Regions from separate parts of the Homo sapiens genome. Here region 1 is linked to region 2. Evidence: chromatin loops called from intact Hi-C (ENCODE). Cell type or tissue: CD4-positive, alpha-beta T cell. All regions are shown on one strand. Each heading gives the region's core, and the rest is flanking DNA. Links, peaks and the distances in the headings are about the cores only. Region 1 overlaps LRRC31 (leucine rich repeat containing 31). Region 2 overlaps LOC105374211 (a long non-coding RNA gene).

Region 1 (11,158 bases), core at 1,817-6,816, 950 kb after region 2:
GCCACTGCACTCCAGTCTGGGCGACAGAGCAAGACTCTGTCTCAAAAAAAAAAAAAAAAAAAAAGACTCCATCTCTAGAAAATAGTTTAAAAATTAGCTGGGCATGGTGGTGCATGCCTGTGGTCCTAGCTACTCTGGAGGCTGAGGTGGGAGGATCGCTTGAATTTTAGAGGTTGAAGCTGTGGTAAGCCATGATTGCACCACTGGACTCCAGGCTGAGTGACAGAGCAAGACCCTCAAAAAAAAAAAAACAAACAAACAAACAAAAAAAACCCATGGCCAATTTTCTTTCTGAGACAGAAAAAAAAAAAATCAACCCATGGCCGATTTTGTTTCTTTCTTTCTTTTTGAGACAGAGTTTCGCACCGTCACCCAGTCTGGAGTGCAGCAGTGTGATCTCGGCTCACTGCAACCTCTGCCTCCCAGGTTCAAGTGATTCTCTTGTCTCAGCCTCCCAAGTAGCTGGAACTACAGGTGTCCGCCACCATGCCCAGCTAATTTTTTTGTATTTTTAGTAGAGAAGGAATTTCACCTTGTGGGCCAGGCTGATCTCGAAGTCCTGACCTTAGGTGATCTGCCTGCCTTGGCCTCCCAAAGTACTGGGATTACAGGCCTGGCCAGGAGCCACTGTGCCTAGCCAATTTTATATCATTTATACCTACCCTCCCTTCCATCAGATTGTTTGCCATCAAATGCCAAAAATAATACAGTTTTAGCAGCAAGTAGATTAAATGTATTTTAAGTATGTTTTTATAAATAGGAAATTAAAGTCTGTCTTTAAAAGAAAACCATCTCTATCAGAAAATTGTTCATTTTTGTTCTAGAGTGTGATTTAGAGCATCAGGAAAGAAGATAATGAATAAATGTAATTGTGATTAAATTAACAGTGCAAAACCAAGCCGGGGTCATCCCTGCTGTGCAACACTGACCACCCAAGCTGCTTGGTTCTTCATTTCTATTTCTCCCAAAATTCTATGGCTCCTGGAGTCATGTTAATTCTGTCCTTAAATAGCTCTCCCACCTGGTTCTTCCTCTCCATTGCTGCTGCCTAGCTCTCATTGTCTCTTGCCTGGACCACAGCAATAGCTTCCTAACTGGTTTCTCTGCTTCCAGTCTTGCTCTCTTGCCAATCTGTCCTCTACACTGCCATAATGCTCTTTCTAAACCACAGATATGGTGGTGTCTCTCGCCTGCTTAAAATCCTTCACTGAGTTTCTCTCACCTATATTCCCAAGCATGGCCCTCAAGGTATTAGTGATCAGTTGGATATTGGATATCTCTTCATGACCTTTGCCTTCTCCCACCTCCCACCACAGCGCCGCCCTCATCCTCTACGTGTGGCCCTCTGATTTACTTATAATTCCCTGGACTGGCCACATTCTTCTCCCATCCCCAGCAAGTGGTTCTTTGTGGCTAGAAAGATGTTCCCTCGTGTCACCATCCTCCCCTGCAACCCCCCGACTTATCCCTCCCTCATGTCCACCCACCTGGATGACTCCCACTCTTCCTTTAAGGTGCAATCCAGGCACCAGTTTCTCTTGGAAACTTCCCAAGACCCTCCTCCCCGACCTGGAATCACCAGACTTGAGGTACTTATTGTCACTGAAGTGTGGAACCACACACCCCTGCGTGCCTCCACTTCTCATCTATACGGTAACGGTGGCTTTCTTGCTGTCTCTTTCATTAAACAGGCAGCTCTTTGAAAACAGGAACTTGTTATGTTGGTTCCTGGTACAGTACCACCCATGTTACCAATGTGTAATAATGTTTTATGAGTGTCGAGAGTTTTGGTTGACAAACCTTGACAGATTTCAGTCGGAAAGGAACTTAGTGAGAGCACTAAGAACCGAGAGCTTTGTTCAGAGCTAACACAGCTAGGAAAAGGCCTCAATCTCCACAGAGCGGCTCCTGTGTGGTTACTAATGCGCCCCCCATGGGTGCCTCCCACCCCACTCCAGCCTAGCTGTAGCAGCCCTGACTCACTTGTTCTACACACTGAGCTGTGACATAAGGTATCCTGTGAAGAGAAGGCTTCATATAATTTTTCTTTTTTTTTTTTTTGAGATAGAGCCTTACTCTGTCGCCCAGGCTGGACTACAGTGGCGCAATCTCGGCTCACTGCAACTCCACCTCCCGGGTTCAAGAGATTCTTGTGCCTCAGCCCCCTACTAGCTGGGACTACAGGCACCCGCCACTACACTGGGCTAATTTGGTTTCATAGGTTTTTTTTTTTTTGAGATGGAGTCTTGCTCTGTTGCCCAGGCTGGAGTGCAGTGGGACAATCTCGGCTCACGCAACCTCTGCCTTCTGGGTTCAAGCAATTCTCCTGCCTCAGCCTCCCAAGTAGCTGGGATTACAGGTGCATGCCAGTACGCCTGGCAAATTTTTGTATTTTTAATAGAGACGGTGTTTTGCCATGTTGGCCAGCCTGGTTTTGAACTCCTGACCTCAGGTGATCCACCTGCCTCAGCCTTCCTAAGTGCTGGGATCACAGGCATGAGCCACTGCACCTGGCCGGTTTCACAGATTTTTTAAAAATTGAAATACATGATCTGTGAGGAGATGTCCAGGGGTCTCATAAGTTAGTACTCACATTTATATTTAAGTGTTTTGATAAAGATTTATCATGATGATTTATTTTGGTAATTGAGGAACTGTAAAACCAATATTCATTCATTCAATTGTTTGCTCATTTAACAAATATTTACCAAATACCTCTCAGGTAAAAGGCCCTGCAGATTACCATGTGCATAGGAGGTTCCAGTAAGTTTAAATCACGATGCTCTTGAGAAATGAACCAGGCATTTCATAGATGAGTAAACCAAGGCTCAGAGAGGTTGAGTGACTTGTTCCTCAGACAGACCTGTGATTTGGATCAGGTCTTTTGACTGTACTGCTTACTTGTCAGTCACATCAAACATGACAGAGCACCCAGTGGGATGTGGACTGAGAAGAGATTTCTGCGTCTGTCAGTTTGTAGGTTATTGTTGGTGACCTTTGAGAAACAATGTATTTGGATAGAGGAGTGTAGCAACCAGAAGGTAGAGGGTTAGCTTGTAAATGTGGGGAAGGAGTTGGGCCAGCAAGTGGAAACCACTCTTTCCAAACATTTGACAGTAAAGGAAATGCTTGACAGAGCAGTGTCTTGAGGAGAAAACAGAAGAGTGGGTTTGGTGGGGCTGGAACTTGAGGATGATTGTAGGTCGAGATAAAAAGCTTAAAAACAAAAGAGAGACAGCAATAAGATGCAATGCAGAGAAATTTTTTAAAATACAAAAATAACACACACACACACACACACACACACACTAGGCTTTGGAACAAACTATTCTGGGTTCAAATTCAGGCTCTGCTTCTTCCTAATTAATCGTGTCTCTAAGTTTCCAAATCTATGAAATGGTTTGTGACTCGTTTAGACAAAATGTCCTGTACTTGCTGGCACCTAAGAGGCAGTCCCTCCCTGTCTCCCATCCACAATTCTGCTCTGCCCCACCCAAAATTAGGGTTGCCAGAGAAAATACATGCAACAGTTGAGGCATACAATAAAACAATTCCTTGTCGATTTAAAATTTAAATTTAACTGGGCACCCTGTTGTTGTTTTTCCTAAATCTGGCAACTCTACCCAAAATTAAATGCCTTGTGTCCAATGTGCCATAAAAACGGAAGGCGAGAGTGAAAGGTTAAATGGTGGATGCTGCTGCCTCCTACTGGTGAAATGTGGTAACACCAAGCATCCCAACAAGGACGCGTATCCTACGTGTGGTTTTCTTAGACCAAACAGGAAGCCACAAGACTGCTGTGGATTACAGGTGTAGTTTTTATTATCCTGCTAATCATTTGGTCTAAATTTATTACTACTGCAAACCTACTATCTTTTAATTTTCACAGGTACCAATGTATTTCTTCTTAGCTATGTTGTCTTACACCTTTTTGTCAGGGTTAATAAAATATTACTGCTCATTCCAGAACTTATTATTTCCTATTGGATTTCAATATACATAATCTATATGTTTAAAATTGTATATTTCACTTACAAAATCACTTTAAAATCACTGTCAGTACATGTATATTCATTTTTCCTTAGAAAAGTATGATGTGTTTTATGTATGTCTTAAATGCTGGCACCTGGCCTGCCATGGTGACTCATGCCTGTAATCCCAGCACTTTGGGAGGCCGGGTAGGTGGATCACCTGAGGTCAGGAGTTCGAGACCAGCCTGGCCAACATGGCGAACCCCTCATCTCTACTAAAAATACAAAAATTAGCCGGGCGTGGTGGCAGGCGCTTGTAGTCCCAGCTACTCGGGAGGCTGAGGCAGGAGAATTGCTTGAACCTGGGAGGTGGAGGTTGCAGTGAGCTGAGACTGTGCCACTGCACTCTAACCTGGGTGACAGAGTGAGACTCCATCCCCCCCAACAAAAAAAAAAAGAAAGAAAAAAGAAATGCTGGCACCTGCAAGTAGGCAAAGAACGAGTACATAACAGGTGCTCAATAAAATGATAGCTTTTATTATTATAGTGCTATCTTTTTTATTTATTTATTTATTTTTTTTAGATGCAGTTTCTCTCTGTTGCCAGGCTGGTGTGAAGTGGCACAATCTCAGCTTACTGCAATCTCTGCCTCCTGGGTTCAAGATATTCCCCTGCCTCAGCCTCCTGAGTAGCTGGGACTACAGGTGTGCACCACCACGCCCGGCTAATTTTTTGTATTTTAGTAGAGACAGCATTTCACCATGTTGGCCAGGATGGTGTTGATCTCCTGACCTCATGATCCACCCGCCTCAGCCTTCCAAAGTACTAGGATTACAGGTGTGAGGCACCGTGCCCAGCCACTAGCATGTTATTACAGTGTTATTACAGAGGAAGCTAGTGAGGGTGCCACAGTAGTCCCTAATAACAAGGAGGACAGACGAGGCTTTCCAAATTCACTTTCTGGCAGGAGTTGAGAAAAAGCAAAAGCTCTCCCAGGCCTAGTTTCTCTGGATTTGTGTTTGCCAATTGAATGGTCTAGAAACTGACCGGCAAGAATTCCACTTACTCCGTGTGGCCATTTGCAGCTCCTTGATGGTGATTTCAACGCTTTCCCTTCTTCACCTGTTTGGTTTGAGGAGGCAAGTATCTCTGCTTCCTCCCTAGCAGTTGCATCCACCAAAGATATGCGTGCCCTTCAAGTAAGCAAGCATCTCAAAAGCCGGGCTGACAGGTTTACTTCTCACCCAGGAATGCAGCTCTGTCTTCATGCTGAGAAGCCCAGGTCAGGTCATGATAGAAAAGCCACTGCGTTCCTCAGGCTCCTGAAGCAGTGTCTGGGCACCTGGCGGCAGGAACAGTGGTTAGTTAAGCTTTGTCCCTAGTAAATGGCTCTGCCTCTGAGTTGAGGTTTTTATAAAAGAGCAATTCAGAGTTATGCAGTCTTTTCACTTGTCTGATTGTGGTCATTATGCATCTTTAATACATCCATCATTAACAGCAAATTCTTTTTTATGCTTATCACACAGCTAAGCCTCTCAGTTCAGAAATGGAATGGAGATCCAGTATGGAGAAAAATGAGCATTTCCTGCAGAAGCTGGGCAAAAAGGCTGTCAACAAGTGTCTAGATTTGAATAACTGTGGATTAACAACAGCGGACATGAAAGAAATGGGTCTGTATGCAGCAGACTTTGCATAGAGGAAGATAGGGCCTTTCCATTGAGATAAGCAGATAAAACATACTCAGCTACCCACCTAGTAACCCCAAGTCTGCTGAGTGGTCCCAGACAATTGCAGAAACAGCATCGCTTTTTTTTTTTTTTTGAGACGGAGTCTCGCTCTGTCACCCAGGCTGGAGTGCAGTGACGCATCTCAGCTCACTGTAAGCTCCGCCTCCCGGGTTCACGCCATTCTCCTGCCTCAGCCTCCCGAGTAGGTTTTTTCTTTTTTCTTTTTTCTTTTTTTTTTAAGAAAAAGGCCAGGCGCAGTGGCTCACGCCTGTAATCCCAGCACTTTGGGAGGCCGAGGCGGGTGAATCACGGGGTTAGGAGTTGAAGACGAGCCTGGCCAAGATGGTGAAACCCCGTCTCTACTAAAAATACAAAAGTTAGCCAGGCGTGGTGGCGGGTGCCTGTAATCCCAGCCACTCGGGAGGCTGAGGCAGAGAATTACTTGAACCTGGGAGGCGGAGGTTGCAGTGAGCCAAGATCGTGCCACTGCACTCCAGCCTGGCGACAGATCGAGACTCCGTCTGAAAAAAAAAAAAAAAAAAGGAAAAGAAAAACAAGTTAATTGATCCTTCCTCAAGTTTTGAAGACTTCAGCTGAGTTTAGGAAAAGAGGCTGTATGAAATCTTACAGACACACTCCTGCATTTTCAGACTGCAGTTATTTGGCAGAAATAGAAAACATCCCAAGAAATAGCAAATGTAAACATCACAATTTCTCCACTTGTACAGCTGAGGGCTCCCTGCTTTGCCCAAAGTCAGCGTGCCTACCACTGTCTATTCTCTTACAGTGTAAAACTATATCCTGTGTATGTAAGCATTGCATTTTATTTACTACAAATCACAAGTCACATACACATATCTGTATTTTCTTCTGTTCACTTCTAGTTGCCTTGCTGCCTTTTCTCCCAGACTTGGAAGAACTGGATATCTCCTGGAATGGTTTTGTAGGTGGAACCCTCCTTTCCATCACTCAGCAAATGCATCTGGTCAGCAAGTTAAAAATCTTGAGGCTGGGTAGCTGCAGACTCACCACTGACGATGTTCAAGCACTGGGTATGATGAATGCATTTCTTAAAAGATGGATTCGGCCGGGCGCCGTGGCTCACAGCTGTAATCCTAACACTTTGGGAGGCTGAGGCTGGCGGATTGCCTGAGCTCAGGAGTTCGAGAACAGCCTGGGCAACATGGTGAAACCCTGTCTCTACTAAAATACAAAAAGTTAGCCGGGTGTGGTGGTGGGCTCCTGTAGTCCCAGCTACTCAGGAAGCTGAGGCAGGAGGATCGCTTGAACCTGGGAGGCGGAAGTTGCAGTGAGCCGAGATCGTGCCACTGCACACCAGCCTAGGTGACAGAGTGAGACTCCATCTCCAAACAAAAAAAAAGAAAAGAAAAGAAAAAAAAGAACAAGGCTGACCAGGTCCCTGCTTTCATGGAGTTTATTTATTTATTTATTTTTATTTTTATTTTTTTGAGATGGAGGCTCACTCTGTTGCCCAGGCTGGAGTGCAGTGGTGCAGTCTCGGCTCACTGCAACCTCTGCCTCCCAGGTTCAAGCAATTCTCCTGCCTCAGCCTTCCAAGTAGCTGGGATTACAGGTGTGAACCATCACACCTGGTTAATTTTTGTATTTTTAGTAGAGATGGGGGTTTCACCATGTTGGCCAGGCTGGTCTCGAACGTCTGACCTCAGGGAATCCACTCACCTTGGCCTCCCAAAGTGTTGAGATTATAGGTGTGAGCCACCGTGTCCAGCCTCATGTAGTTTCAATGGAGGTTACTGTAAAACATGCTTACACTGGGTCTGTTACTTCATGTGTAAAATAGAGGAGTTAGAGTAGACAAGAATTAAGTTCTTTTACAATTCCAAAAGAATACTTCTCTCTTCTATTTTCCCACCCACATTTTGAAACATTAAACAAAACAAGATTTTTAAGTTAATAGTTTAACTAGAACTAGAACCTCCATTAAGTTAGTTTCATAGGATTAAATTTGTACACAGTCATTCTACTTATCCAACTGCTGTACTAAAATGCTTGCTGGTTTATTAGATGTCTTTGATACTTTTTATTCTTCTTTTGATGTAAAGTTTCTTATTTTCATGACTTATTTTAATCCTTTACAGCTATTTAAAGATTTCTGTAAAAACAACACATTTTATGCCAAATATCTCCGCTTGTCAGTCTCTCCCTGGAAATGGGGGCAGCTGACGTCCCCCGGCCCATGCCTCCTGTAGCTGAGGAGAAACATTACACATCTCAGGTTGGCCAGATCCTACTTCAAATCCTAGTGCCTACCCGCCCCCCCGGCCTTTTTTTTTTTGAGACGGTGTTTCATTCTTGTCACCCAGGCTGGAGTGCAGTGGTGCAATCTTGGCTCACTGAAACCTCTGCCTCCCAGGTTCAAGTGATTCTCCTGCCTCAGCCTCCCAAGTAGCTGGGATTACAGGAGTGCACCACCATGCCCGGCTAATTTTTTGTATTTTTTTGTATTTTAGGCGTGCACCACCATGCCTGGCTAATTTTTGTAATTATTTTGTATTTTTTTTATTTTTAGTAGATCCTACTTCAAATCCTAGTGCCCATCCCCCACCCCCCCCCTTTTTTTTTTTGAGATGGCGTTTCATTCTTGTCACCCAGGCTGGAGTGCAGTGGTGCAATCTTGGCTCACTGAAACCTCCGCCTCCTGAGTTCAAGTGATTCTCCTGCCTCAGCCTCCCAAGTAGCTGGGATTACAGGCATGTACCACCATGCCTGGCTAATTTTTTTGTATTTTTAGTAGAGATAGGGTTTCACCATGCTGGCCAGGCTGGTTTTGAACTCCTGACTTCAAGTGATCTGCCCGCCTTGGCCTCCCAAAGTGCTAGGATTACAGGCGTGAGCCACCATGCCCAGCCTCTAGTGCCACTTTTAACTAGCTTTGTGAACATGAACAAATAATTTAAATTTCTGAGCCTCGGTTTTCTTATATCTGAAATAGGGATAACCTCCCTCTCAAAAAATTGTTGCAAGGATTAAACAATTTCTGTAAAGTGCCTACTGCATGCCTGGTGCATAATAGTTGCTCAATAACTGATAGTCCTTCTTTCTCCATTCTGTCATCTAAAACCACCTTTCTGTGGGTTTACATGATGAGTTTAGCCCCACATTAAGCAGCTGGTTATCATGTAGCAGACTCACAATTTTAACATACCATTACTCAGGTGTGAAAAGACAACTTTCTTATTTTCTGTGATTAACCTGATCTTTTTCCTGACCCTCCATCCTTAGAAAACAAGAAAATGAAATTTCTGCCCTGGGACCTGTTCCAAACTTACCTGGTTGAGGAGGGAGTCTGCACTGTTGTTGTTCTGATGTTTGCGCCCTTTTCCCTCTCCCAGAGTTATTTCTTCTCTGGAAGGACTTCTGCATCCTCTCCCATCAGGAGGGGCTTACCTATCACCCATACTCTATCTTCTTCACTCAACCTTAATGCAGATGGGGTATAGGGAAAATAAATGGTTTCTTGATAAGAGAACATAAATCAGAAGGCATTTCAAAATTGTTACACCCATTATAATAGTTTAGTACCGAGTGGCAAATGCATGGCACTCCAGTACCATGACCACTGCAGACATAACTAATCAATCATGAGCTCTTTCTCCCTGAGCCTGGGGAACACCTCAGGGCTATAGAAAGTCACCCCCAATTGACTGGTAATAGCACAAAAAATGATGCCTGTTCATTGCTGGCTTAAGATGCTATAACTCCTGGGGAATACGCATTTTAGCATGGGGTTCCTGGACTTCTAAAACCTTAATCCATGGAATGAATAAACCATGGTAGAAGTTCAAACCCAGGGACAGGTAGTAAAGAGGGTTCTAGATACAGGGGACTTGCCAGAATGCTTAATTGTTTGCACATTGAGAAAGTACATTTTCCATGTATGTGTCTACCCGCAAGGCAGTGAAAATCATTCCTAAGGACAGATCTGTTTGGTCACTTCTCCTATTCTCTCCCAGCCTCCACTCTGCAGCCCTGGGAGCTTTCCAGTGTGTAATGGTTTCAGAAATGTTAGTTTTCATCCCTGTGTCACTGCACCCTCCTTTACCCCTTAAGGCAGCACGGCTGTTATAAGCTTCTAGTGCCTGATGCTCTATTATTAGTTTCTCTCTGTAGTGGTCAGTTCAGGTTGCATGTGATATTCCTCATATATATATATATGTATATGTATATGTGTGTGTATGTATATATGTGTATATATATACTTGTGTGTGTGTGTGTGTGTGTGTGTATATATATATATATATATATATATATAGGCATGTGATATTCTTGACATTGGAGAGAGCTTTACCTCTGTGGTGGCCAGTTATCTGCTTTGCCTCACTTCTATCCCTGGTCAAACTTCTCAGAAATGCTGATCCCAGAGAGAGGGGCTAAGGGAAAGCAGATGAACCACCACAAAAGCAGCTTCCTAAAACCACCCTACCAATAGGTGGATTTTTCTACAACAACAATTGTTTAGCTCATACGCATGGCTTCAGAATTTTGGAGGGATTAGAATGACTGTGCCTGTAAATCTAGAGAAGCACGCCCTGCTATGAAGGAATTGGGTTCTTTCCTTCTCTCTGTTCCTCGGTGCCAAACAGGACAGTACCTGGCCCAGTTTCCACACTCCATTAATCATGGTTGTGCTGATTCTGAAATGAATTCCCTGCTTTTCTGACTAGTGACCAACAGAATTTTCGGGCCATTTGTTAACAGGAGAAGCATTTGAGATGATTCCTGAACTTGAAGAGCTAAATTTGTCTTGGAACAGTAAAGTGGGAGGAAATTTGCCTCTGATCCTTCAGAAGTTCCAAAAAGGGAGCAAGATACAAATGATTGAGCTTGTGGATTGCTCCCTCACGTCAGAAGATGGGACATTTCTGGGTAAGTGGAATTTGAAGAGAAAAAAAAAAAGTGAAGATGCCCACTGGATAGCTTGGGAAGTTTGCTGTGTTTTGTCTTATTCTGAATTTAAAGAAGGGTATGTAGGAGGGGAGTGGAGTTTTACGTCACGATATCCCCAGGTGATGTAAAACTCCACTCCCCTCCTACCTACCCTTCTTATTTGGATTTCTTTCCTTCTAGGTCAACTGCTACCTATGCTGCAAAGTCTCGAAGTACTTGATCTTTCCATTAACAGAGACATTGTTGGCAGTCTGAACAGTATTGCTCAGGGATTAAAAAGCACCTCAAATCTGAAAGTACTGAAGTTACATTCATGTGGATTATCACAAAAGAGTGTCAAAATATTGGGTGAGTTAACAATGGCTGGATTTAAGATTACATGTATAATTATATATGATATACATATAAATATATATATTGAAAAGTTACTAGGAAATATAGCAAAATATAAACAGTGGTTGTGCTGGGGAATAAGATTATGGGTAATTGAAATCTCCTTTAGGCTGGGCACAGTGGCTTACATCTGCAATC
Region 2 (11,158 bases), core at 2,625-7,624:
AAGAATGGTAAAAATGTTTTAAAGGAAACTTTATCTGAAGGAGTGTCTTGGAACGCAGCTGCTTCTTTCCATGTCTTTCATATTTCTTACCCCTGGCACTGAAATCCAAACACTGAAGGGTGGGCCACATCCTAGGGTTTGTTTATGACTGTGGCATCAGCAGTTCTGTATTGGGTTGGCTTTGGGGGAGGGTGGCCCCAGCAATTACCATTGGCATACCTGGTCATTGTCCCTGAGCTGTGACAAAAAAATAACACGGTAGCTCCACAGAGGGAGTTCTGAGTTGCAGATAATTTTATGAACGCCCTTTATTTCAAGGATATGAGAAAAGAAAAAGCCCATTTTGTAGCAAAGAAAACTGAGGTGAAGAAACATTGCTTAGCTTGCCTGAGGACACAGTAACACTGGCACATGTTGGAAGGGAAGTCAGGCCTTCAGGGGTGTGTTACTCTGGGGCCTGCTCCACTACTCATCATTTTCCTTTATTAGTTTCTCATTTAAAAGTTGAGGACAAAGAAGTATGCACAAAGAGGTTTCTCCTTCCTTAGTTACAACAGCAAAATTGAAAACAATTTAAATGGCCAACAGTAGGAAATGTTTAAGAGAAAAAATGTGGTCTATTTATTCTATGAAATATCTAAATATTAAAAACAATAGTTAAAAAATAGTTTGTAATGACTTGGAAAATGCTTTAGTAGAAATTTAGTAGAAATTATCTTTCTGCTGCTTTTTCATCTTCTGGACCTCTGAGCCCATGGTACTCAAAATGCAGTCCTCCCACTGGCCAGCAACATCAACTTCGAGCATGTGAGAAATGTAGAATCTCAGGCCCTAGCGCTGCTGAATCAGCATCAGCATTTGAGCACCATCCCCACGTGATTTACATCACATTAATATTTGTACCTATCTGAGTAAGGAGTCTCAAAGATTCAGTCCTCAGGCAACTTCTCAACTCTGAATACATCTGTGCCTTAAGTTAGTGATTCTGGTGGCATGTTAAGTTTGGTTAAGTTTGGCATGTTAATGGTGGCATTCTATTGCTCTGGGATGTGGCCATGGGGCATAGCACTTGTGTAAGTAACTCAGATGTTTCAAAAATACAGATGAGGTCAAGATCTACCATCTGTGTCAGTGGTGCCCAAACTTTTTGGCACCAGGGACTGGTTTCATGGAAGATAATTTTTCGATGGATGGAGAGGCAGATGGGGGATTGTTTCAGGATGAAACTGTCCCACCTCAGATCATGAGGCATTAGAGTCTCATAAGGAGCACACAACCTAGATCCCTCCCATGCACAGTTCACAGTAGAGCTCCTGCTCTATGAAAATCTAATGCCGCTGCTGATCTGACAGGAGGCGGAGCTCAGGTGGTAATATGAGCCACGGGAGTGACTGTAAACACAGATGAAGCTTGCCTGCCGCTCACCTCCTGCTGTGCCGTGTGGTTCCTAACAGGCCACAGACTGGTAAAAGTCCTCGGCCCGGGGGTTGGCGACCCCTGGTCTACATGATTTCCCCTGTGATACAGTTTTAAGCAGAAAATTCATGATACCAAGTTGTAGGTTCTATGTGTTATTAACTATGGAAAAATGCATACAGAAAAAGACTGGAAGAAAATATACCAAAATATTAATCATTATAAAAATTGAGCTGGGTCCAATGGCTCAGGCCTATAATCCCAGCACTTTGGAAGGCGAAGCAGGTGGATGGCTTGAGTCCAGGAATTCAAGACCAGGGCAACATGGCAAAACCCCATCTCTACAAAAAAAGTTAGCCAGATGTGGTGCTGTGTCTGTAGTCCCAGCTACTCGGGAAGCTGGGAGTTGGGAGGATTGCTTGAACCCAGGAGATTGAAGCTGCAGTGAGCTGTGATCACGCCACTTTACTCCAGCCTGGGCAAGAGAGTGAGGCCATCCAGAGAGAGAGAGAGGCAGAGAGAGAGAGAGAGACAGAGAGAGAGAGAGATGCATTCTTTTGAGGAGGAGTTGGTTTCTTCATATTTTTCTTTATAGTGGTCATAAATCTCAGGCCACAGACTCAGATGTGCAAGAGACATTAACTTTATTCTTTCATACGCCAACTTAATTTCTACTTAGTTCCTCAATCTGCTTGTGGTGAAAACTTTTCAGTCACTTCAGAGGGACCTCTGTCAAATCAAGTTTTGCTCAGTCAAGCTGCCACTAACCTATGGCATCATTGTGCAAATTAGAAAAAGATCCCCTTCCAGGAGGGTGCAGCCCCGCGCCAACACAAACTAGATTTCTGCCTACACCTGCTTCTTAAGCTAGGGGTCCCTGTGCAGTGAATAGTATGCATTTCTGTGTATGGTGGTTCTGGGGACAGCTAATGTAGGACCCCAATTCTTTATCCAGCATTGCAGGTAAATTCCAAGAAGCTTTCAGGTGGCACTGGACTGAATAGAGAGAGGCCACGGAGGGCATAAAGTCCCTGTAGCCTTCATCACTGACATTGTCCTTGCTAGTGTGCTCTGATTCCCATTAGGTCACCAAGGGAATTGGCTGAACAGACTAAGCTTTTTTGGGCTCGGCTCTCTCTCTAGACTTCTAAGCCCCTCTGGGAAATAACTGGCTGCTCCATGAGCCTCCGAGGGAACTCCATGAGATCACCTCAGCCTTGTCTGCCTGGATAGTCTTTGCAGCCATTCTTTAAGTTACATTTGGGGAAGCTGCATAATGGCTGCTGCCCTCCTGAACTTCAGTCACATGCCCCAAAGCTTCTATTCTTAGATATCTCAAACTTTCTTATGAGTTTTTTTTGCCACCTCTCCCTTCTCTAAGAATGGCTGGGGGCTAGAGGAGGAATGGGTAGGACATAAAGCCCTTCCTCAGTGCTATTCTTTTCTACGCAGGGGATCTGTTCCTCTGGGGTAGGCAAACTGCCTCTTGTATCATTTTGTACTCTTCCAGTCTATTGCTTATCCATGGGCTTCATGTCCTCCTCTAAGATTTACAAATCAAAACTTTGACTTAAGGCATTTCCTCTACTTTTCTCTAGTTTCACTCTTACCTGGCTTAGTGAGACGTAATGTTTTTGCAGGTGGTCTGATGTCTGTTATTAAAGGGAAATGCAAGGTTCACAGTGAGAACCCGACACTGGTTTTAGCTCATTCCTTGCAGGAAGCCTGATTTTTCTCACTCAATTTTGTTGGTCAAAATTTAATGAAGGCTGTAAAATCCAATGCAGGATGAGAAACACAACATTCATTCCTGGGTACTCATAGACATTCATGGAGACACTTAGGAGCATCACTTGGGTAGACAGGAGCACGTTCTTCTGCCTGACTACATCTTCCCTACTGAAATGCTGGTTTCGAGTTCACATACCCAGAGATCACTGAAAGCCAGGCACTGGGGAATGGCTAGTAGGGAGAATAGTACAGGGGAAAACACTTCACCCGTGGGTATTCACGAGCTTCCCCAGGAGTGTTTTTAGATCAGAAGACAACTGGTGAATTTCCAGGAACAGCTGCTTCAGTGCTGCCACATCCGTCAGCTCTCAACACGTGTTAGTGTCTGTCCTCCCTCCTTCTTTGGAATTTAGAACTGTGCCATGGTCTGGTTGCAGGAATCTCATTAAAGAGCTTCCCTTTCTGTATTAGTTTGCTAGGGCTGCCATTAACAAAATACCAGAGACTGGATGGCTTAAACAACAGAAATGTGTTTTCTCACAGTTCTGGAGGTTGGAAGTCCAAGATCATGGTGTGATCAGGTTGGTTTCTGGTAAGGCCTCTCTTCCTGTTCTTTGTAGACAGCCACTTTATTCCTGTGTCCTCACATAACCCTTTTTCTGTGAGCACGCAAGGAAAGAAATTTCTGGTGTCTCTTCTCCTTCCTATAAGAACCCCAGTCCTTCAGATTATAGACCAACCCTTAGGACCTCACTTAATCTTAATTACCTCCCTAAAGGCTTGAACTCCAAAAACAGTCACATTGGGAATTAGGAGTTTAACATCAGAATGGGCTTGGGGACTGGGAGAGTAGTTCAGTACTTTAACGCTTTCCCTGACAGAAAATTTTGTGATCACCTACTACATGTTGGGCCCTGTGCCACATGCTGGGGATAATAATTTATAAAAATGTTTCAACCCCTGCCTCAAGGAGCTCCTCCTCTGGGGACTGAGTCTGCAGCCATCAGAGGAGTGGGGTCACAATGAGATGTCTGGAAATGGACCTCTGTGGTAAGTGGGGATTCCTGCATGGCTTTTGCTATGATCGTATCTCAAGAAAGCAAATTCTGCAAATATTCTGAGTGGGTGGTAGTAGAGCTATTTTCTTGATGTGGCAGAGTCGCATACAAAAGCCCTTAAAGGGATCAATGAGACGAATTTCTGAGCTAGTCTGAAACAAGAACTGGGGATGAACTTTGGCAATTGGGCCAGAACTTAAACACAGGATTTTGCTGGGGTCCCAAGGTTCTGCCCATTTGGGACAATCTCTTTCACATGCGCCACACCATTCCCCTTACCACGCCAGCAGATTCAAAGAGGCAGCTTGGTACGTTTTGGTAGGTTTTGGGAGTGAGAAGGCCTGGGGTGGGGGTTGCGGCAAGAGGAGAGCAGCAACCCCTCTCACATTATCAGCTGTGCAGAACCAAGGAGAACCTAAGAAGATCCGCCAAACAGAAAAAGCTGAGATTATGCTTCACAGACCCAAAGACTTTTAAGCTCTTTATTAGCTGCAACAGAATCACCACATGGCAGTACAAAAATGTTCTTGAACTTGACACTTGAACTTGGCTGCAACCCTGCTGGTAAAACTTAGTAATTAGGCAAACAAAAAGCTGGGGAGTGCAATTACGGCCATTGAACCACTAGGGGGCACTCATGGTTTCTCATTCAGAAGAGGAGAGGGGAGGAGGAGGTTATAGGGCTATGGCTTAGGGTGGGGCATTCAGTGTGGTATTGGAGAGGGATGAAAGTTAAAGCTGTTTTGTGTGTTTGTTTTTTGGAGGGAGAGGTGTTAAAGACCTAGTTATTTCGCTAATAATATAGTATGCATTAACCTGGCCTTGACTTCTGTGAAGCTAGCGGGCCCAATAGACTAGCTGGTGGAGAGTTCTGGAGTGTGACATCCCAAACAAATAATTGTTCACTTTAAGATAACTTTCTTTCGTGGGCATTAGAAAAAGGGCATGTTTTGCATCACGAGGGAGAGCGTTTTACGCGCATGCACACACATACTAAACAGACACACCTACTGACTTAAAAACATCAACACACTGTCTGAATATTGCTTCAGGTTGGAAAACAAGGTTGCATCCAAATTGTGTCATCTTTTCAAAATACAGCTGGAGAGAAAATGCTGCCTATATTTCAGGGAGCTTTTAAATTTCAGTGACATACCAGTCTAGGCTGCCAAAAGCTAGAAGAACATGAGTCATCAAGCTAGGTGCACTGATCATAGGAAACACCAGGTCTCAGGCTCCAGCCATCCCCTATCCTCTTCCCTACCCCTACACAAATTTGTGGCTTGTGGCCAGTACCAGGATTTGCTGTTAGTCCCCATGTTCCCGGGGCCTCCTTTCCTCTAAGGTCTTCCAGCCATTGTAACTGGCTTTCTTCCCTTTTATACCTAATAGAGAACTGCTGAGGGCCTTCTTCTTTGTATTTGGGATTATCGGATCAAAAGATTGAAAGTGTGATTGCCAGGTTCTCCCAGAGCGTCCTGCATCCAGATTTGCCACCCTCATCTCATCTGCAGGAGGTGACAGTCAGAAGCAGAAGTTAGACCATGGGCAAGGGCCCTAAAATATTCATTAGGCAAAAGCAAGAAAGCTTGCCTGCCATTGGGGCAGGTGTTGGGCTTGAAACGTTCAGTGTCATTATCTCATTTAATTTTTACAACAATCTGCCAGTTGCTATTACCACCTCCATTTTACAGATAAGGAAACCGAGGACCAGAGAAGCTAAGTACCTTCATATAGATCTGGGATTTAAATTCAGGCATTCTGACTTAAAATTGAATGTATTTTTTAGTCCTAGCTACAAAGCCACTGTCTACCAGAACTACTTGAAATCTCCTTCCCTTTTCTCTGGCTTCTCCTTGTAATTGAGGATCTTACATTGGCAATGGTTATATGAATGATGACGATGATAATTACAATACCAGCTAACTTTTACTGATTACTTACTATAGGCCAAGCAATGTGCTCAACACCAAACTTTTATATCTTCAATTCTCACAGAAAATTTACCGTGAAGTTAGTATTTTTACTGCCATTTCATAGATGAGGCACCTGAAGCTTAGGAATGTTAAGAAATTTTTGCAAGATTACACACCCAAGTAGAGCCTGGTTTGGAACCTAGGTCTAATTGCCCCTAAGCCCGAGTATTTAAACCACTATGCTATACTGTGCATAGGGAGATAATTGAATCTATGGAGAAATACTCAGGGCTATAGTACTACTAATCAGACCTTTAAAAACTGAAAGAATAGTGAAAAGGGGTATAGTCATATCTTTATGTGGCATGGTATAATGATGAAGCTGGAAAAGAGTGCTTACATTCTAAAACAGGAAGCTTTCTAACCTTCCCTGCTTAGAAAAATAATCAACTCTGATTATTTCCATGTATTCTGTTCTTGAATTGGAAATTCCAGGAGTCTGGTTTTAATTGCATAGGAAGTCAACCTGGACTGTTATTGTTTGTCAGGAGTCTGTTTTATCATTTTTATGGTCAAGCAATGGACTTCATCACTAGGGATTTAGTTCATGTGTGTTTCTGTTTCAATGGATACTATCAAGTAATTAAGGTTGAGGGAATGAATGGCTACTTTATTGCTAAACGCTAGCATCTGGCTATAAAATGAGGAAAGAGGGAGTGGTCAGGGGAAAGTGGAAGTATGACTAACACTGAACTTCAGTTAATAGATCTGGACACATTGAACCTGAGTAAATAGGTCTGATATTCTCCTGCTTGCAATGCTGGGGATGAAGTAGATGAGCTCCTTCTCACCAGCACCTTGAAAAGAATCAGATATTAAACTAGAACTCAGCAACTACTCAGTATTATTGGAGTAATATTTTTAAACCCAAAGCATTTGAGTAGTTCCCTAACAATATTTCAAAGAACAAACAAAAAGATGTGTTCATCAGCAAGGTCAGATGTGTATCATCTGAATGCCTGCACTGTGAATAGCTCTGCTAATTGGTGAGCTGAGCATGAAGTGACTTGGATGATTAATTAAGGAGATAGGCCTTGAATAGGACGGAGGTGCATGGCCATTGTTGAGCACCTAAGGCAACAGCCTAAGGAGGAAAACTCACTGAAATTCCCTAGGTGGCAGCAGTGAACAAGGCGTTAGAAGGCCCCGAGGATGTGACAGCTCAGAGAAGGAGTATCTTCTAGGGGTCCAGGAGAAGCTGGATTTGCCATCTGGTTTAAGATTTTGAGGTGGGTGGAGATGGGTGTGGGAATGGGAGACAGTGTAGCACAGCGAAGAGTTAGAATCAGTAAGCCTTCTTAGTCCAGCTCTGCCGATCACTGGCTGTGTGGCCTCGGGACAACTGTTCTGTCAGCAACCTCCACCCACCCCCATTTCCTCCTCCCACAAATGGGGCTAGGTGAGGTCATCCCTGGGTACCTTTTGGCATTATATGATTCACAATTTGATGATGCCTCTGGCATTTTCATTGCACTCTTTACAATGAAAGAACTTGATTACCTTGGTTGGGACGTGGAGGAGAGGGTTGTATGTGTGTATTCCAGAGAGATGCATTATGCTACTGTCTTTTTAGCAGTGTTCTCTGTCTGGAGAATATGCTGATCTTTGCAAACTAGAACAATATTGTTGTCCTACCATTAGCGCAGGTAGGTTTTATATGGTTGACATAATTCGCTCACCTATCGCGCACTCTCAACCGTACGCCCTTGCAGTCCCGCAGCTGTGCTCATAAGGGACAGAGCTTTTTAGCACTCTCTTCCAGCCAACTGAGTTTTTGGCTATGTCTTGGTAGTTATAATATCTTTGTTCTTTTTACGTGGTGCCAGGCACTTTGTTAAGCCCATAATACCTCACAAACATACAGCTCTTTTATTCTACCTTCAAGTAGCTTTTAATTATCTTTGTTTAAACAAACCAATCTCTCAAACCCAATTCACCTTAATAATAACTAATATGTACAAATGTTTATTATGTGCCAGGCATATATGTGTGTCCTGAATATGTTATTCTATTTAACCCTTAAAATAAGCCTATGGATTAATACTAGTACTTTACATTATCTGTAGATGGAAATTGAGGCCTAGAGAGGTTAAATAACTTGCCCAAGGCCACAAGACTGATACACAGCAGAACCAGGGTTTGAACCCAGGAAGTCTGTCTCTAGGATCCTCCAAGACACTGCACTTGAAAAAGGGCTAGTGATTTATGCACATGGCTTCTTTTCTTCTCCACTAGATTAAATATAGGTTTTTTTGTTTTTGTTTACTTTTTCAATTTGTTAATTTGCTACAGAGACACTGTATTAGTTCGTTCTCACACTGCTATGAAGAAATACCCAAGACTGGGTAATTTATAAAGACATGAGGTTTAATTGATTCACAGTTCCGCATGGCTGGGGAGCCCTCGGGAAACTTATAATCATGGTGGAAGGCACCTCTTCACAGGGCAGCAAGAGAGAGAATGAGTGCCAGCAGGGGAAATACCAGACATTTGTAAAACCATCAGATCTCATGAGAACTCCCTCACTATCATGAGAACAGCATGGAGGAAATCACCCCCGTGATTCAATTGCCTCCCACCGGGTCGCTCCCACAACATGTGGGGATTATGGGAATTACAACTCAAGATGAGAACTGGGTGGGGCCATAGCCAAACCATATCAGACACTCTGATTTAATTTTGTTCTCTTCCTAGGATCTATAGTTTGGGAATGTCATCACAATAACAAATCCCACCACCACCTCACTAAGATAATTTGTCTCCCCACTAACATTTATTTTAAAAGTCTTTTTTTTTTTTTTTTTTTTTTTGAAACAGTGTCTCGCTCTGTCACCTAGGCTGGAGTGCAGTGGCACGATCTCGGCTCACTGCAAGCTCCGCCTTCAGGGTTCACGCAATTCTCCTGCCTCAGCCTCCCGAGTAGCTGGGACTACAGGCACCCGCCACCACGCTTGGCTAATTTTTTTGTATTTTTAGCAGAGATGGGGTTTCACCATGTTAGCCAGGATGGTCTCGATCTCCTGACCTCGTGATCCACCCGCCTCAGCCTCCCAAAGTGCTGGGATTACAGGCGTGAGCCACCGCACCTGGCCAAAAGGTTTTTTTAAACCTATAGTAGAGGTTGGAGACAGTTATTTTTTGTGTGAGTTTGTGTGTATGTGTGTGTGCATGTGATTGCCAAGGAAATAGTCGCTGAAAAATGGAGAAACACCTTGATGAAAAAAAGGCAGACGCCTTTGGCAACACGTTGCAGGGTATCTGCCAGGGGAAGTTATAAGGATACAAGAAAAGAGATCCATGGCTTGAATGAGTTATTTGCAACAGGGCACAGAGATGAGAAACAGTGAAGAAGACACTGAACGGCAGGAAAGTCAACTGTGGAGTCAAAGGTACCCTCTTGAAAGAATACAGCTGGAGTCCAAGGTCACACTGCAGGAGCCCCAGTGAATTTTTCATGGCTAACTGGAGGACACTGACTGTACTTCTAAAGTTTTTTTTATCTTGACTATAGGATAATTGGTCTACTTTATAGATGTCTCTTATTTAATATTCTTTGGAGAATTTCTCTGTGGAGTTAGACTGGTATCACAAATTAGTGTCTCCATTTTTGAAATGGAGTAAATGAGGTTTGAAATGATTAAGCTACTGGTCTGCAGCTCACCACAGCCTGATGTTACCAGGAAAATAGCTCTTCATTCTGGTGGAGTTTCCTCTCCTCTCTATTCTATCTTCTTCCCTGAGTTTCAGCGAAGACTCAGGTGTTTATGTGATGTCTGTCTGGGGCCAAGGTAAGCATGGAATATGGTTTCTGCATATTTTGTTCAGTATTTGTGCATCTCAGAGGTGTTCCAAATTCAGGCTCAGAGCCAAATTTGCCACTGGCCATTGGCTTCAGTTTCTCCAGAGGAGGAACTCACAGAATAGCCAAAGGTTTTCATTCCTCAGGAATTTAAATAACAATCTATCTTTGTTCATCAGGGAAGAAAGAAGCAAAGACTAATCTCTCAGCTGTGGGAGTTTATTACTTATATGTCACCATGTGGAGCACACTGTCCTCAGCTCAGTGATACTTGGCAAGTCAACAAAGTTTTTCTCCAGCATTGAACTGTTTACGTTGCACCTATTTTGACTGAAGGCTCATGCTATGTGCTTCCTCCACAGAGCCTCTCCCAGAGTTGTTCCTTGAAGGACGTTGGTAAAAAATACATATTAATCACAGGAACACCTGCAGTGCCAGAAAGGACTATAATTGGGAATAAGTGCCATTTGAGGTCTGTCCTTGCCTTCCCCAGTGTCTTATCAATACCCTAAGCCTTTGCTTGGGAGAGAGAGATTTCAAGTTTTCTGTTGATTTACTCTCATCTAAATGCTTGAGGGAAAACTCTTCAGTTCTAGGGGCAGTTGACTCAGCTAGGAGACATCACTTGACCTTCACCTTATATAAGATATCTTGACTTATTCAGGGTACTTTGAAATACTTGGCAATAGGCCAGGCGCGGTGGCTCACGCCTGTAATCCCAGCACTCTGGGAGTCCCAGGTGGGTGGATCACAAGGTGAAGAGATCAAGACCATCCTGGCCAACATGGTGAAACCTTGTCTCTACTAAAAATACAAAAAGCAGTGGGCATGGCGGCATGTGCCTGTAACCCCAGCTACTCGGGAGGCTGAGGCAGGAGAATTGCTTGAACCCGGGAGGTGGAGGCTGAGCTGAGATCACACCACTGTACTCCAGCCTGGATGACAGAGCAAGACTCTGTCTCAAAAAAAAAAAAAAAAAAAAAAAAAGAAAGAAAAAAAGAAAGAAAATTAAAAAGAAATACTTGGCAATAAATCTCATCATTTTACCATTCATTATTCTGAAGTCATTGGGCTATCTCTTTCAGAAATGCACACTTCCCTGGTATTATTTACATAGGTAATAGTAGGAAACACTGTTGATGTTTCTCCAGTATTTCACAGTACTGCAAAACTCTTTT

Evidence for each region. Hi-C counts contacts between places; a loop is a spot of excess contacts. Peaks named below come from ENCODE experiments on the same cell type or tissue, not always from the same donor. Only the 100,000 strongest peaks of a DNase experiment are listed, where the experiment ranks them.
Region 1: a loop joins it to region 2, with 12 times the contacts of the local background. A loop is called at or near these places in 7 of 110 quality-filtered maps.

Annotation. Positions count from the first base shown.
Region 1 is chr3:169,856,153-169,867,310 of GRCh38, reverse strand. It overlaps LRRC31 (leucine rich repeat containing 31), which reads left to right. Exons shown (of 9, transcript NM_024727.4): 2 at 5,498-5,641; 3 at 6,583-6,750; 4 at 10,439-10,606; 5 at 10,808-10,975. Among named protein-coding and RNA genes, the nearest start is that of LRRC31, 8.2 kb to the left of the region's middle. In CD4-positive, alpha-beta T cell, for the core only: CTCF peaks have their summits at 3,521 and 3,722 (motif pointing left); a DNase peak (open chromatin) is centred at 3,720.
Region 2 is chr3:170,805,828-170,816,985 of GRCh38, reverse strand. All of the region lies in intron 2 of LOC105374211 (a long non-coding RNA gene), which reads right to left. Among named protein-coding and RNA genes, the nearest start is that of RPL22L1, 59 kb to the left of the region's middle. In CD4-positive, alpha-beta T cell, for the core only: CTCF peaks have their summits at 4,598 and 4,799 (motif pointing right); a DNase peak (open chromatin) is centred at 4,835.